Regions from separate parts of the Mus musculus genome. Here all the other regions are linked to region 2. A link is a loop called in an ENCODE intact Hi-C map of the cell type or tissue named here. Cell type or tissue: heart. All regions are shown on one strand. Links, peaks and the distances in the headings refer to the core of each region. The heading gives the core; the rest is flanking DNA. Region 1 overlaps Rprd1b (regulation of nuclear pre-mRNA domain containing 1B). Region 2 holds the start of Tgm2 (transglutaminase 2, C polypeptide). Region 3 overlaps Rprd1b (regulation of nuclear pre-mRNA domain containing 1B).

What was found. Hi-C counts contacts between places; a loop is a spot of excess contacts. Peaks named below come from ENCODE experiments on the same cell type or tissue, not always from the same donor. Only the 100,000 strongest peaks of a DNase experiment are listed, where the experiment ranks them.
Region 1: a loop joins it to region 2, with 5 times the contacts of the local background. A loop is called at or near these places in 7 of 42 quality-filtered maps.
Region 3: a loop joins it to region 2, with 7 times the contacts of the local background. A loop is called at or near these places in 10 of 42 quality-filtered maps.

The regions. Positions count from the first base shown.
Region 1 is chr2:158,045,390-158,050,905 of GRCm38, forward strand. It overlaps Rprd1b (regulation of nuclear pre-mRNA domain containing 1B), which reads left to right. Exons shown (of 7, transcript NM_001291134.1): 4 at 2,527-2,639; 5 at 4,698-4,824. Among named protein-coding and RNA genes, the nearest start is that of Rprd1b, 20 kb to the left of the region's middle. In heart, for the core only: a CTCF peak has its summit at 2,694 (motif pointing right); a DNase peak (open chromatin) is centred at 2,682.
Region 2 is chr2:158,145,034-158,150,110 of GRCm38, forward strand. Tgm2 (transglutaminase 2, C polypeptide) reads right to left here and starts at 1,359. Exons shown (of 13, transcript NM_009373.3): 1 at 1,258-1,359. The coding sequence starts at 1,267. In heart, for the core only: a CTCF peak has its summit at 1,443 (motif pointing left); DNase peaks (open chromatin) are centred at 598, 1,308 and 2,138; H3K4me3 peaks cover 1,691 bases; H3K27ac peaks cover 2,066 bases.
Region 3 is chr2:158,062,436-158,067,951 of GRCm38, forward strand. All of the region lies in intron 6 of Rprd1b (regulation of nuclear pre-mRNA domain containing 1B), which reads left to right. Among named protein-coding and RNA genes, the nearest start is that of 2010009K17Rik, 27 kb to the right of the region's middle. In heart, for the core only: a CTCF peak has its summit at 2,519; DNase peaks (open chromatin) are centred at 2,256 and 2,876; H3K27ac peaks cover 2,187 bases.

The DNA.
Region 1 (5,516 bases), core at 1,533-4,032, 98 kb before region 2:
CAGTTCCACAACACTGAAAATTTTATTTTGCTCTTATGTTCATACTCTGGTGAACTCTTTCACATGCACTGCTCTGCTATCGTGGCTAAGTGTGTGCAGGTTGTACCACATGCCACATTAAGTAGCTACTGCGCACACAGTTCTGTGAGGTTCATATGTAGGCCATATGCTAGTGGGCTTTTCACTTAACTATATACCAGTCTTTGCTTTTCAAAACTATAAAAATTTATTGTGTGAATGGAAACTATGCAAAAAGAACTTAATCCAAGTAGAAAATTTCATTTCTGTGCGTTTTTGTTTTGTCAGCTAAGATGCTGCCTACAAATGTATAGTGAACAGAAAAAGAGTAAAACTAATAGTTGCTTTGCTATGCACAGTGGTACATTCCTGAAGTTCTAGGACTCAGGAGACAGAGGCAGGAGGATTGCTAGTTTGAGACCAGCCTGAGCCAGCTTGAGCTGCAGAGCAAAGGCTCTCTCTCAGTAAACCAGTATCTAGGATGCTGAGTAATAGGGTCAGCCTGGAAGGGCAAGGCCCTAAATTCCATTGTCAGCACTAGAGAAAAACCGAAAATAAACATTGAAATAAAGTAACTTTCACTGTAACAAAATATATGGAGAGTAGTTTGAACTGTCTTGCCTTCGGTGTTTTAAAATACTAAGAGTTAATTTTTATTTTTAATATTTAATAATTTGAAGGCTGGGGCTTTCACAAAGGGCTCCACATGTGTCAGCCAAGGGTTCTGCCAGTGAGCTAACACAGTGAGCTAACATCCCCTTTTGACTATTTACTTTTTACTTAATTGTCTCGAACTTCTGTCCAGCTAAGATTTCAAGTTTTTGTCACTAGATATACTCTGAAAGTTGCTGTGGTGTCAAGTGTTTTTGTGGGGTCACTTCTTCCACCATCATCCTCTCTTCCCTTTTGCTGCTGAGTCGGCATCACCAGGCCCCTCTTCCTTCTGCCTCTCAAGCACTTGCTCCCCAGCTCCTCTCAGTGGTGACCTTCAGATTCAGTTCCTCCATGGCTTCCATCGCAGCTTCTTTGTTGTGCTTTTATCGTTATGGCCAGTTCTCTACTTATTATTGTTATGAAATGTCAGATGGTTTCTGTCACTGAGAAATGGGATGGCACAGCTGAGGAACTGATGTGCCTGTCACTGACAGACATGGCAGACAAGTAGGGATTGGTTCTTGATTTGTGTTTTGGGAACTGAAATATTAGAAAACTCACGTAATCCCAGGACTCAGAGTTATAGCCTAGGCGGTGAGAGCTGCAGTGTGCTGCTGAGGACTGTGGCTTCACTGACCTGAGAGAGTCCTCTGCACTAGCATTGTGTGAAACAAGGATAGCCTCCATTGTAAATGTGGCTGCCTACTTTCTCCTTCTCTCCAACAAGCAAAACCATAAGGAAAAAAAAAGCAATTCATGCTATTGCCTGGCCTTCCTGTCACAACTTAGCTAATTAATGTGTAAGATGGAAAGTGGGAGCTGCATCCTTAGTTCCAGAAGAGACTTAAGTGCACATGTGCACACCCTCCCTGGGGAGTTACTCTGTACGTGTAGCAAGTTCCAAGGCAGGTGCCTGGTATCCCCTTTTTGACAGATAACTGTACTTGCATACAGTGGAAGAAGTACTGGTGAGGCTGTCATGCCAGAGAGTTGTTTAACCTCCCTGGGTCTTTTTCCTCTTGTAATGTAATGCTCTGTCAAAATTGTTGGAAAGATGAAGGTAAAGAAACCATTGCAATGCCCTGCACATACTTGGTGTCCAATATTTCTGTTAAATGCAGATTTATCATTTAGATTTATTTCCCTCAATTGTTTTTCTTGTTTTGTGTTGCCCAATGTGATGCAATAGAAATGATTTTAGAATTAACACATCTATCATAATCATATAAAAGCACAGGGGACAGATAATAAAGAATGCAACTTGCCAGGCTCAAAAGTAGTTAATTCTAGAATGGAATTGTAAATAATTTCTTCCAGTGGTACAATCACATTTCTCAGTAATAGTTTTAAATTTTATAGTAAAATTTAGTTTATTCTGGTTTTAAAGAAAGAGTTTAAAGGTTACTTGTACTTGAAGTCTTTGACAGTATAGTTGATGAATCTCTCCCTTCTATTTATTTTCTATAATGATCCTTGGAAACCATAAAACTGTTTCCTGTGCAGTGTATTCTCTGTCGCCTCGTACATGTTGCTTTACTTCATTGTATTGCCTCATGCGTCTTACCATCCTAATGTTTACTTCTTTTGAAGGGAAGAAGGTTCTAATTATGATAATTGGGGCATACCACTTCCAGTAGCATTTCCTTGGACTCAAAGTTTGGGAACTTTTTGTCTCTTCAGTAACATAAGGAGCTATACCAATTTAAAATAACTGGCAAGACAGTTAGCATGAAGCCATTTCTGAAAATGAACACTCCCTTTCCCCTCGGTGTTTGCCTGTGGTCATTGTGCAGAGCACTGGATGCTTATGTAAGTAGGACATGCAGCTCACACTTGTCTCTTTATTTTCCCTAGCAGCAGAAGAGAAGAAGTCTCTAAAACGAACTTTTCAGCAGATACAAGAGGAGGAAGATGATGACTACCCTGGAAGCTACTCTCCCCAAGACCCTTCTGCAGGCCCTCTCTTGGTATGTGATGCCAGGCACAAAGTGACTCCAGGTGGCCTTTAGCTGAAGATCATGACCACAAGGTGGTGCTGTTACCAGTGGTGTGGCTTATCAAAGGGCAGCAGATGCAGTAGCGCACTCAGAGATTCCCAGACACCTGACTTCACCCTGCCTTTTACACCTCCACTTTACAATGGGTTAATGTTTATAAAATGTTCGGACTTGACTTTGTCTTTTAAAAGTTAAAAATACTCTAAAAGTAGATTTAAGGATATAATAAAGATGTTCTGAGGCATTTTGCTATGCATGTTGCTAAGAACAGTCTTTTTTTTAAAGATTTATTTACTTATTTTATGTATATGAGTATACCATTGCTTTCTTTAGACACACCAGAAGAGGGCATTATTTCCCACTACAGATGGCCATGAGCCACCATGTGGTTGCTGGGAATTGAACTCAGGACCTCTGGAAGAGCAGTCTATGCAGTTAACCGCTGAGCCATCTCTCCAGCCCACTAATAGCATTCTTGTTTATAAGCAGATAACTTACTATTATCTGAGGACAGTCTTGTAGCCACTGATAGTAAATTTACTGCACTCTCTTTATTATTACTTTATTGCAATAGGGAGTTTGCCTTTAAGGATACAGTTGCCTCATATAGTCCCTTATGAGACAAGCTTGATTTGGTTCATCTGTTTATTGTAAAAAAAAAAAAAAAAAGAGCCACAAAACAAACAAACAGATTAAGTAGCATTTATGTAACTTGCCAAGTATCTTAATTTGAATTAAGATCTGTCATAATTCAGAGTCATTGTGCTTTTTTTTATTTGTTTTATTTGTAATGTTTTGAGATAGAGTCTCACTGTGTAATGCCAGCTGACTTTAAACTTGAGATTTTCCTGCTGTGGCCAGATTACAGCTGTACACTTGTACTGGGGAGTCTGAGGCTGGAGGATTATGAGTTTAAGATCAGCCTGGCTATACAGTGAGACTTCCTGCCTCAGCTTCCCATAGCTGGGATGACAGGTGTATGCCGTCACACTTGTCTGTCTGAGACTGCCTTGTGTTAATCTTAACTGTATTCTACATGGTCATTTGTGGTCAGGACATAGGATAGGTAAATAGGTCATATGAGTGGTCATATGTGGTCATATGAGTGGTCATTTGTGGTCAGGACATAGGATAGGTAAATAGGTCATATGAGTATATGCGTGTGCACTGTACACTCAACGATGGATGAGACAGGATTAAGTAATAGAAATGTTAGGTCAGATCTTTGCATCTAAAACCTTTAAAGAGGAAGACCGTGGCCGATCAACTTTCAGGGCAATCTGACTATTGCCGACAGAGCCAGCTGTCCTTAGGTCATTGTGCTCTGCCACCTGTCAGCACCCTATGCTTTCTCGTGGTTTTTTTTGTTTGTTTGTTTTGGTTTTTTGTTTTTTTTTTTTTTTGAGACAGGGTTTCTCTTTGTAGCCCTGGCTGTCCTGGAACTCACTCTGTAGAACAGGCTGGCCTCAAACTCAGAAATCCGCCTGCCTCTGCCTCCCAAGTGCTGGTTTGTAAAACCCTTTTGATAGACACAGGATATGCTTTTCTTGTCTTTAACTCTTAATGAGTTAATTTATTTGACATTTTAATATTGGCAGGGATTTTTATTTTGTAAAACAAACTCTAGAAAGAATTTAATCAGCCAGCACAGCTGTTCAGCATCTGGCATTTGTGCCTTTTTTTCTATATTATAGACTTTTATACTGTAAATAGTGTTTCATTTGAAATTAAGCAGTATGGACTAGAATCTGTATTCTTAAGTTGCCAAAAATGTGCTCTTTAATTTTTTTTTTTAAACAGAATTCTGTAGAGGTTTATTTATGTGTTTGTAGACTTAAAATAATTTTATGTCATTTAGAATCCATATCATTTCCATTCACAAAGTTCTGGAGCTAACACAGTTGCTTATGTAGCTTTTGGCTTGTTTCTAATGCTCAGAATGGTGATTTTTGTCATTTGCCTCTAGCTGTCTTTCTTTAACCCCTTTATGTCTTAGTGGATAATAGTATTTGCCTTTGCCTTTTGTAGACTGAGGAGTTAATCAAAGCTTTGCAGGATCTGGAAAATGCTGCGTCAGGGGATGCTACTGTCCGACAGAAGATCGCTTCCCTGCCTCAGGAAGTGCAAGACGTGTCGCTGCTAGAGAAAATTACAGGTGAGAAGGTAGCTTAGCTGAAAGATAAGAAAGAAGGCGCTATCTAGAGTCATGCTTATGTCTGTAGGTAGAAAATTTCTGTGTGATGTTGGGTACTCTGCTGCCTTGGTGTGTGAAGCCATTTATAGGCTAAACAAGAAAGCTCTCAGAGGGGCTGGGCAGGTAGCTCCACATTGAGTAGTTCCTGCTCCATTTCCACACCTGCACCGGGCAGCTAACACAGGGCATCTGATGTATTCTTTTGGTCTCCATGGACACTCACTCACTCACACATACGGCATATTTATATACATACTCATACATTATATATATATACTCACACATATACGGCATATTTATATACATACTCATACATTATATATACACTCACACATATACGGCATATTTATATACATACTCATACATTATACATATACTCACACATATACGGCATATTTATATACATACTCGTACATTATATATACACTCACACATATATGGCATATTTATATACATACTCATACATTATATATACACTCACACATATACGGCATATTTATATGCATACTCATACATTATATATATACTCACACATATACGGCATATTTATATACATACTCATACATTATACATATACTCACACATATACGGCATATTTATATACATACTCATACATTATATATATACTCACACATATACGGCATATTTATATA
Region 2 (5,077 bases), core at 1-2,500:
CTACAAAAACCACCTCAAGTGAAAGGTCTGTGGCCCTTGCTACAAATCAAAAAGCAGGTGCCTGGTAATGACCGACCACACCACAGCAAAGAAGTTAACGCCACTGCCACTGAGGCTGGGCAGACCCACAAAATCCTCAACGTTGGAAGGCTCAAGCAGGAAAAAGGCCATTTTTCTAGAAGCCCTGGTGGCAACCATCCCCTGGCCTGGGGAGACAGGGTGGAGTACCCCACCCACACAGGCTGAAGGGTGCAGTAGCCAGGGTTCAGAGTCATAGAGGCCAGGGGGAACCTTGGTGGAGGAAGCCCCAGCAGAGTAATCCGGGGCTGTCTCTGAGGTCCCCCAGATTTTGGGGATAGGGATGGAAAACTGCCTTGCAGATAAGCAGCCCCTTTGGTGACACTTCACAGCCTGTTGAGGTTTCAGAAAAAGGAGTGACCGAGGCCTCTGGAATTTCCCTGTTTGCTTCAGGTCCCTCTGAACATCCCCTCTCTTGCCTCATGTCCCTTCTCTGAGGTCACAGTGCAGGCAGATGCCATCCCTGAATGGACTTGACCTTATAGTCAGCTGGGATTCTGGTCTGACCGTGTTAGGAACATCCTCCATTGTACAAGTCCTGACTCATGTGATCCCGAGTGTTTCCCATGCACACATGTGAGCACATGTGAAGGAGGCAGGCAGGGAATGAACAGGACCCTGGACCCTCTCCACTCTTCTCAGCCCTGTGGCTGTACCAAGGCTGGTCCAACTGCCCCTAACTTACAGCAGAGAACCCTGAGCTTCAACAAGTGGACAAGGAGAATCTGGGCTTGGAGAACACGAGGGCTCAAGAGGACCTGAAAGAACAGGCAGGCCTGGCTTCAGTGGCGCTCCACCAGATGCTGGAATTGAGACCACAGAATCAGCCAGGAAAGTTGTACCCCTTTCCAGGCACAGAGAAAAGCCAAGTGCCCCCTGCGCTGGCCAGCATCCCTGAGTGGCTCCCCTGCACCTGGCACACAGCAGGGACCCAGTTCTTAACTACTTATTGGGAGACCCATGACAGTAACTCACCCTTCCCAGTACACCTTCTGGGTAGCATTTTCACCTCATCCAAGGGGCAGAATTAACGGCTATGCCCTGGGGTGGGGAAAACTGAGGCCAACAATTCAGGGCCAGCAAGGTGCCTCCCATTGGCCCACCTGTCGCTCTCCTCTGGAGCTTTGGAGACAGCCCAGCCTGCTCCCGACTCTACCTCCCCGCGGCCCAGGCACTCACCCTCTGCCATGGCCAGGCTAGCGGCGACAGCTCAGACGCAGCGGGACACTCAAGCGAGGATCACCAGCGCGGTGCTGCGGACCAGCCGCGCGGCGCGAACTTATAGCCCAGGGCGGCCGGGCGGCCGGGCGGGCCCCGGGCGGGGCGGGGCGGACACCCCCGGCTGTCTGTCCGGGAACTAAGGCTGCCGGGAGCGCCCCCTGCTGGACACAGGACGACCTCGGAACAGACACCTGGAGCGTGTGACCAATACCCTAGACACAGAGATATGCTCCACAAGCCAAACCAGTGGCCAAGAACACGCACCTCTCCACACATATACATGAATATACCACACACACACACACACACACACACACACACACACACACACACACAGATACGTATGCACATACATACCACATCCATACATACACATAAACCATCTACACATGTATACTATACACACACATACTGCATGCAAACACATGAACATGCCATACACACATGCACATGGAGCAGGCACACACACACACAACCAAGCCGACAGATAACCATAGAGATCCACACATAGTCCCATAGAATCAACTAACAATTTTGGACACACAATGCTTAAAGGAACATCCCACATTAAGTCACATTGCAAACCTAGAGAGCCAGGACATAGGCATAGCCAGACACGGGGCTGGGTTTCCACGAAGCCACATATAACCCTCAAATGCGTAGGTATCTGGATGTGGGTGCTTATAGACTCTTGGCAGACAGGGGTGCAGGTACTGGCACGCGGACTCCCACAGACACCCATACCCTTCCTGTCCCACCCAGCCACTCATTCCGATAATTCCCCCACCCACCCATTGCTCGCCCATCCTCTTGCCTATCCCTGTTCCCATCCCTCTCCCTGTGCTAGCCCACTGTGAACTACAGCCAGAAGAGCCCAGGGACCACCGTACCGCTGACCCTTCCCATGGACCAACTCCATCCTGGCTTCTCTGATGACAGCTTGCTAAGCTCCCTTACCACCATGGAGCCTGAGTGGGCGACTTCTTGAAAAGGCATAGGCCTGTGAATCCCTCTAGCCCTTCTTCTGGAACACATTGCATGACTGGCCGCTTTGACCTGAGAGGATACCCCCAGACTCTATTTGAGTGTGACTCAGGGTGCCAAGACAAGCCCATACAGTCCTTGGGGACCCCGGGGTCACCCCACTTTATGGTAGTTGTTATAGAAATTGCTCCCTGTGACTGGTGAAGGACCAGAGGGAGGAGTTGGCGAGTGACCACCAGACAAGAGGCAATTCTTGATTACGCATGCTGCCCCTGACAGTTAGGGGCTCAGGGAGGTATCTCGCCTTTGGGGGCCTCCATTCCATCCTGTGAGGAATAAGGACAAGAATTCATTCCTCATGAGTTTGAATGGGGCATAGTCAAAGTGGTCAACACTAGGGACTCTTGAGCCCAGGCTGGCCTAAGAGTGTCAGCCCTGTCAGAGAAGGTAAGAGCTGTGTCCGCTGACCTTTCCCATCCTAGAAGGACGCATTCTTCCTACCCTTGTCTCCACCCAAGTGCCTCAGAGAACAGGTATGTTATGAAGTCATCCAGACCCCTGCTGTGACTACCATAGAACCCACAGCCAGCCCTCCTAGGGCTGATGTGGAGGCCTGGTCACTCTTGCTACCATCATGTCCCTTTGTTCCTATTTGTATGGTGGCAGCCCTTCCTCCTTAAAGTCCTGTCTAGGTTCCCCAACAGTGGTGTGGCTTGGGCCTCCCTTAACCATTGTATCTCCCACCCATCGTACAATGGAGGCATGCATGGGGGTCACTGTGAGAGGTCCCAGTGGGGTCAGGATTAGCAAGCTGTGATTCACTGAACAGATGGTGGGGGTGTCCCACCAGTTATTTGGGGTGCCTGTGAGAGACTCAGCATGAAACTGCAGGCTTGCTCCTCACCCCGTGGCCAACACTGCATCCTTTCTCTGTCTTTTCTACAGAACTGTAGCCAACTGAGTGGTGGCTCAGGGCCTTAAGCCACCATACTGGACTGGGTCCATTGACTTAAGTAAGGTGGCAGGCAGGGGCTAGGGCAGAACTGGATTCAGAGACTTGGTTCTCAGTCCTGTGACTTGGGTCCTTTGCCTGACTCTGACTTCAGTGTTCAGTTGAGAAGGTCTATGAGACCTTGCTGTGTCATACCTCACAGGGGCAGATAAGACTCAGAAGTGGGGGCTGGAGAAATGGCTTATTGGTTTGGGGGGCACTTGGCTGCTCTTGCAGAAGACCTGGGCTCAATTCCTGGTCCCTACATGGAAACTTACAACTCTCTGTAACTTTAAGATCTAACACCCAGGGCCCACATGGAAGGTCATAACTGTCTGTAACTCCAAGATCTCTCTCTCTCTCTCTCTCACACACACACACACACACACACACACACACACACACACACGCACACACACATGCACACACACACATGCACACACACACACGCACACACATGCACACACACACATGCACACACACACACGCACACACACACACGCACACACATGCACACACATGCACACACACACACATGCACACACACACATCCACACATGCAGCCAAAACACCAATGTACATAAAACTAAATTATTTTTTAAATTAAAAAAAAAATCTCAGAAGTGCCTTGGTGGTGGGGTGTGGAGAAGGTGGTGGAGGGTTGCAGGTCCCTGGAGAGCACTGTGTGGAACCCTTTGCCATGCTTTGCTGGGAACGGACTGTGCAGTTGTCTGAGCAGGAAGTGCATGGAGCTCACTATTGTTTATGGGAGCATCCTCAAGCTGTTAGACCTTTCTGAGCTCTGGCTCTCCTCTGCGAAATGGGCGCATCTCCAGCTGAGGGGATTAGGTATTGTTTACCCAGTGTTGGTCCCATAGTAAAGAATCAGTAAACATGACCAGGAACTTCGTGATGAAGATGTCTGGTACTCTCTCACAAAGTGGGGGTCCCAGGGGACAAGAAGCAGGTCACAATACTGACACTGTTTGCTGGGATGCTCTGAAGGGCTCCCTGTCCCCCCAAGGACTCTGTGCCTGAGCCAGAGCGCTGAATCCTATAGGCCTCAGTACTGGGTCTCATCTGAAAGGAGGCTGGTGTCACAGGAGTGTCAACGGTGAGCTTTCAGATACTCGAATTCTCCATGTATGGCCATGAACTCTGTGGAAGCCTCACGACATGAGTTTTGCTCATTTGTTGAATGATGTAAGAGAGGCAAGAGGTGAGGTGACGGCCTAACTTCACATAGTCAAGTGCATCAGATACAAGGTTTGTCTCTACCAGCCTTAGGGAAGCCCTCAGGGGCCTGTGTCAGTCTCCTCCCAGTAAGGGAAGTCCTCCGGGCTGTGGCTGATGCATCTGACCTGTGGTCTGTCACAGACTGTGGGTGTCCAAAACATCTTTGACATTACAGAAAAAAATAAAAAATAAAAATAAAATAAAAGAAGGATGAGCTAGAAAAGGCTGGAGGGAAAAATAACAAGGAAGGATAGGAAGAAGGGGAAGATTAGACTCAGAGATTGAGCAAATCTGAGGTCACACAGCATGACTGGGCTCCCAGACGTTGTCCATTCCCGTAGGGCAAAGGTCCCTGGGCCAGAGGTGACTCTGAGTTTCATGAAAGGGAGGGGAGCCAAGGGTGGGACAGAGACGGGGTACTAGGAGGCCTTTCCTTTTCTACCAATGGTGACTAACAGGGATGAGCAGGATCTGGTGTGAGGGACCCAAGGCAGTTGGGCCACTCCCCTGGGCTGAAATGGTGGGTGGAGTGGGGCCATTAGCACAGGGGACGGGTGGAAATGTCAA
Region 3 (5,516 bases), core at 1,107-3,606, 81 kb before region 2:
GACCAGAAGGGGCTGGCTATGGTATACAGACTGCCATAAGGACAGAGCTCTAAATGAATTCCTGGCTAGAGATTTGTTTGTAGGTTGAGGTGAAATTGCAAAACATAAAGTGAACCATTTGCAAGAGCGTACATTTCAGTGACATTTAGTACTTCCTAGTACAGAGCAGCTATCCTCTGTAAAGACTCAAACATTTTCATCACTGCAGAGGGGAACCCCATCCCTGTTAGGCAGTCACTCCCTGTGCCCTCACCCTCTCTGCTCCTGGGAACCACTAATATGCTTTCTGTCTGGACAGTGCTTCTCCTGGGGATTTTACATACTCGTGTCTCTTCTTTCAGTTAGGTAATAATTTGAGGTTTATCCACAAAGTTCCATGTACTAGTACTGTGTTCCTACTGAGGATAAATATTAGTGCAAATATTGATAATTATTGCAATAGTAGTAGCTAGTACCTGTTATATGGATCTGCCACAATGTGTTCATTATTATTGAATGGCATTTGAGTCACATCTACTTTTTGGTTACAGTGAACAATGAATAATGCTTCTGTAGATAGTCACATAACAAGTTTTTGTAGACATGTTTTCATTTCTCTTGGGTATGTGTTATACTAGGGTTGGGATTGCCAGATCAAATTGCAATAGTGATTCTGTATTTAACCTTTTGACACTCACATGCCAAACGGTTGCCCATGATGGCTGCTTAGTTTCTGCTTCAGGTCTTCACATTCCTGCCAATACTTACCACTTTTTTCCCCTAACCAGCCTGGGACTGTGAACTTGTACCTGTGGTGATTGATTGGTGTTTCTCAGAATAGCAGTAGTGATGAGCATCATTGCCTAATCCAGGACCTTAGGTGTCCTTGTGGCAAGCATGTCTATTCAAGTCGCTTTGTACGCTTTCAAGTTGGGTTATTTGCAGTTTGAGTCTGTGTGTTCTTTATGTATTCAGATAGTTGTGTTCTTACCAGACAACATTTGCATAAATTTTTTCCTACTGTGAAGGTTATTTTTATTTATTTATTTTTTAAATTATTTTTATTTTAATGAGTTTCAATTTTACTCTAATTTTTCCTGTTGGTCTTGTTTTGGATGTTGCATCTAAGAAACCATTGGCCAGTTGTAAGACATGAAGATTCCTCATTGTGCTTTTTAGGAGCTTTAGTGTCTGACATGAGTTTTGTATATGGTGTGAGGAAGAGAGTCAGCTCCTGATAAGAGAAGCTGTTCATTTGCCCAGCAGGATTTGTTGAAATGACTGCTTTTTCCTCCAACTGAATGTGTGACACCCTGACACCCTTGTCAAAAAATGATTGGCCATAGATGTATGCATTCTCCGGTGTGTACCACGGATGTCTGCATGCCTTCCGATGGCACCTCACTTTAGTGTCCAGCTCTGTAGGAAGTTTGAAAGTGAGAAGCACATGTCTTCAGTCTGTTTCCCCCTGTGTTGTTTTGTGTAAGAGCTCTTAAAATTCTGTATCAATTTAGGACTTGCCATCACCTTTTTAATTTCTGCAAAAGAAAAGAAATCCATTTGAGTTTTACGAGTAGTTCCATTTAATCCCTATGGTGGTGGGGTCTTGTCTCTTAGGCCGTGAATAAAAGCTAGATGGCCTTACACTAAGCCCACTTTAATCTCTGCAGCAGAATTTTAATAAGCATAGCAGAGTGTCACTTACTGGTGTGTTTGGCACTGTGTAGGCACCGTAAGTCTCCCTGGTCAAGCCAGTGGTACTCCTCATCTCTAGAAGGCATGCATATGTACCCTCTGCAAAGTTACCAGGGTACCCACATTACAAAGCAGAGTGACACAGGTGCCTGGATATCCATGTAACGGAATTATTGAGCTAAAGGGATTTTAAAGGTCTTGTGGTTTGATTTATGAATTGGTGAAGGAACTCGGACCCAGAGGAGGAAGCTAGCTACAGGGCAGGAATAGAATACAGGACACATATCTGGTAACTTTTGTAAGTTTTTGTTCTTGAAACTTCATTCCATGAGACAAACAGCAGGAAGACATCTTATTCTTCTACGAGAGTAGCCAGAGTTGAGTCATTTAGACGGTTCCAAAGCATCCTGTTGTGGAACAATGATAACCTTATGCAGGGAGGTAGCAGTGACTGCAGGCAAGCATCCCAGAATGACTTGTGAGTGTTGAATCTACCCTGCCCCTTGCTGCCCTCTATCTATTGCCTATGCGCATGCTCTGGAGGCAAGGGAGAAATGACCTGATGAACTCGGGCTGTGGCTGTTTCTCTGCACTTGTCACCTCTTCCTGGCCTGTAATGAATCCTTAAGAATTTGACTTCAGACAACACAGCTGGGAGGGCAGAATGATGTAGAATCCAGCATTGCTGTGTGACTCTTTGTATTTCTGTTCACTGCAGGTTTTAACAACTCGGGAAATTCTTTGGCTCCAGTCAAGGAATTTCTAAACCACACTGATGGCCTGTTGGTTTTGGCAGCATCTCTTCCTCAGGGTGCAGATGCTTAGAAACCATTGTTTCAACAGTGGGACAAACAGTAGGTGGAGATAGAGAGTTCTTTTGCCCAGCTTTGGAATATATTCTTCCTCTTTCACACATGATCAAAACCAGTATCTTATCTCACTGTCCCTTATAGTAAATGCAAGCAATCATAAAAGAATTAGTCTTGTCTTTTATAAAGGAATTAATCTCTAGGTTTATATAAGGAGCTCAAGGTCATAGTGTCAGTGAGAGATCTCCTGACCTTAGTGAATGTGACTAGACCTGCCTCACACGGAGCTTGTCAGGACAGTCAAGTGGCCCTGAATACCTGCACTTGCAGGGCACAGCTCTGACCTCACTAGACGAGTGTTGTCAGCTCTAAGGGCAGTTAGAACGGATACTGAAGCAGGCGATTTTGCTCGCTCCTGCCAGGTGATCACAGGGTCTGGTACTTGGATCCTTTCCATAGCAGGCTTGTTCCCTGCCTTGTCACCTGCTTTGTTAGGGAAGTCTCCTCCATCCCCACTCCTTCATGTTTTCCTCCAATCTGTGAGGACACCTTGTTGAGTTGGTATTTGAAGTTCCATGAGTGGCATGGGGCTGGACATTGGGGTATTGGACTCCTCTTGGTCCTTTCTCTTCGCCAACCCTAATAGTTCTGGCCAGATCTACATCTAGCAAGATATGAGTGGTATGTGTGAGTGCAAGCGCATATAGGGCTCAGGGTTGAAACCCAGGACCTCACTCATGCTTGGCAAGTGCTGTGTCATTGAGCTACACCCAACCCAGTACTGGCAGCCTTGAACCCCCCTCTGAGCAGCCCTGCAGAGATGGAGTAGGTGGCACATACAGTGTGCAGGTTTCAAGCCGGCTCTACCTCTCCCCCAATTCTTGCTATTTAGCCATTCTTACTCCGAATATTCTGTTCTTTCTTTTTTTTTTTTCTCCTCTTTATAAAAATAATAAACCAGAGAAAACCTGGATGATATATATAAAGAAAAAAATCATCATCTCATTACTTTATAACTACAAAGAATTAGTTTTAATTTAATTTCTTTCTGTTAAATTTAAAATGGAGAGCCAAGCATGGTGGAACAGACCTGTAATTCCAACAGTGAGAAGTTGAGGCAAAAGGATCCTAAGTTGCAGGCCATTGCAAACCTGGGCTATATGTGGTGAGGCACATTTCTCCCCACAAAGAGAAATTTGTAAAATAAGATGTGATGTGTAGAGTTTCTAAGTCTTGGGTTTGTTTGTTTGTTTGTTTACTTTGCATAACTACTTTCCTTGCTAAAAGAAGCTGTGAGCAGTTCGGATTCCTCCGCTCCCTTGTGAGCGTTTCTCTCTTCACTCTTCCTCTCCATTTTATTCTGTACCTCTTTTGGTAACTGGTGTTTGGATGATTTTCCTGTAGATTTCTAGAGCTGTTTCTGTGTGTCCTTCTGCATACTGGAGGGTGTCTGTTTCAGGGTCTTCCCCCTACTCCACCTCTGTCTTAGGAGCTGTCATTCTCTTCTGAAACTTACAGATGCAGCTCCCCACCCCCAAGTTAAGGAGAGTGTTTGTTTTGTTTTGTTTGTAAGGAGTGAATAGTGAAGAGTTAATTAGGCAGAGTGGGCTGGCTTCTGGCTTTTAAGTGATCTTGTTTGCATTAGTGACAGCTGTGGGGAATGGCAGATACTTAGAACACTGACTTGAGTGAGCATAATTTTAAGAGTAGGGTTCAGATGACAGACATTTGAGCTGTGGTAGCTAACTGTTTGCCCCAGTGTGTGCTATTTTAGTCTGTGTGAATGCCCTGCTGTTAAGCTGGGCCTCTACTCTCACTTCAGAGCTGGTGCTTTGGGAAAGGGGAAGCTGCAGGATGGTTGAATGCTTTGCAGCCTAGAAGTTACATCTCTGTTTCTTTTTGTAATGCAGGTATACACAGCTGTAATCTCTGAATTCAGAAGGCTGAGGAAGGAGGATTGTGATATGAGCTCAAGGGTAGCTTTAAGTCTTAAGATGAGACTACCTTAAAAAAAAAAAAAGTAAGGAGTGGGGCAGATGGCTCAGTGGTCCCAAGAAGTGTGCACTGCTCTCGCAGAGCACCCATTTCATGACCTAGTACCTACGTGGGGTTCACAACCACCTCCTGTTCTTTGAGAGGACCCGAATTCAGTTCCCAGCATCCATTGTCTGGCAGCTCATAACAGCCTGTGATGTGAGCTCCAGCAGACTCCCAGTCTGGCTTTGACTTCCCAGGAATACCTGCACGCATGTGCACTCCTCCCTGTCCCACCATATATATAATTTAAAAGTAATAATTAAAAATTTAAATTAAGTAAAACCTGCCTAAAACTCCTGCTCTAGAGGATCTGACCCCCTCTTCTGCCTTCCTTGGGCAACTACACTCATATACCCACACCACCCAGACATATAATTTTAAAACTAAATGAAATAGTTCAACAGAAGGAAGAGCTTAAAACAAGGCCAGAGCTAGTCTTTTTGTGTAGGACAACCTCCTGGTTACTACAGGGAGTAAACATGGACCTTAAGATGGCTCCGTATACCACCAGGCCACCGTGGCTCCGCCTACCTCCTTGTTCATTCCTTTCATGGTTTGGGTCCTTTATCTTGAAGTATTATTTGGAAAAAGGTGTGCTTAAGTTTCTTTTTTAAATTTAGCATACATAGTAAATTTCAACACGGTAAAATTACCCAGCAAGGAAGGCCTCTGAGTACCCTTGAGACTAGCATAGTGGTCATGAGTGGGTGGGTCCAGTTCTCCATGCTGTCCCTGGTGGTTGCTTTGTTCATAGTGTTTACTTCTAATGGGCATAGCCTGGCTGGGAGTTGTTTCCATAGCATTAGACTTGCCCCACTGTGATACCTTGGTGGGAGCTGCATGGCCTCTTCCAGACCGTCAGGGTCTTACCATTGTGGCCTTTTAGCTCTGATGTGGTTTTTGTTGTTGTTAAAATTTATTTATTTTTTATTTATGTCTATGCGTGTGCATGTGTGTGTGTGTGTGTGTGTGTGAGTTTATGTGCATTATGTGTAT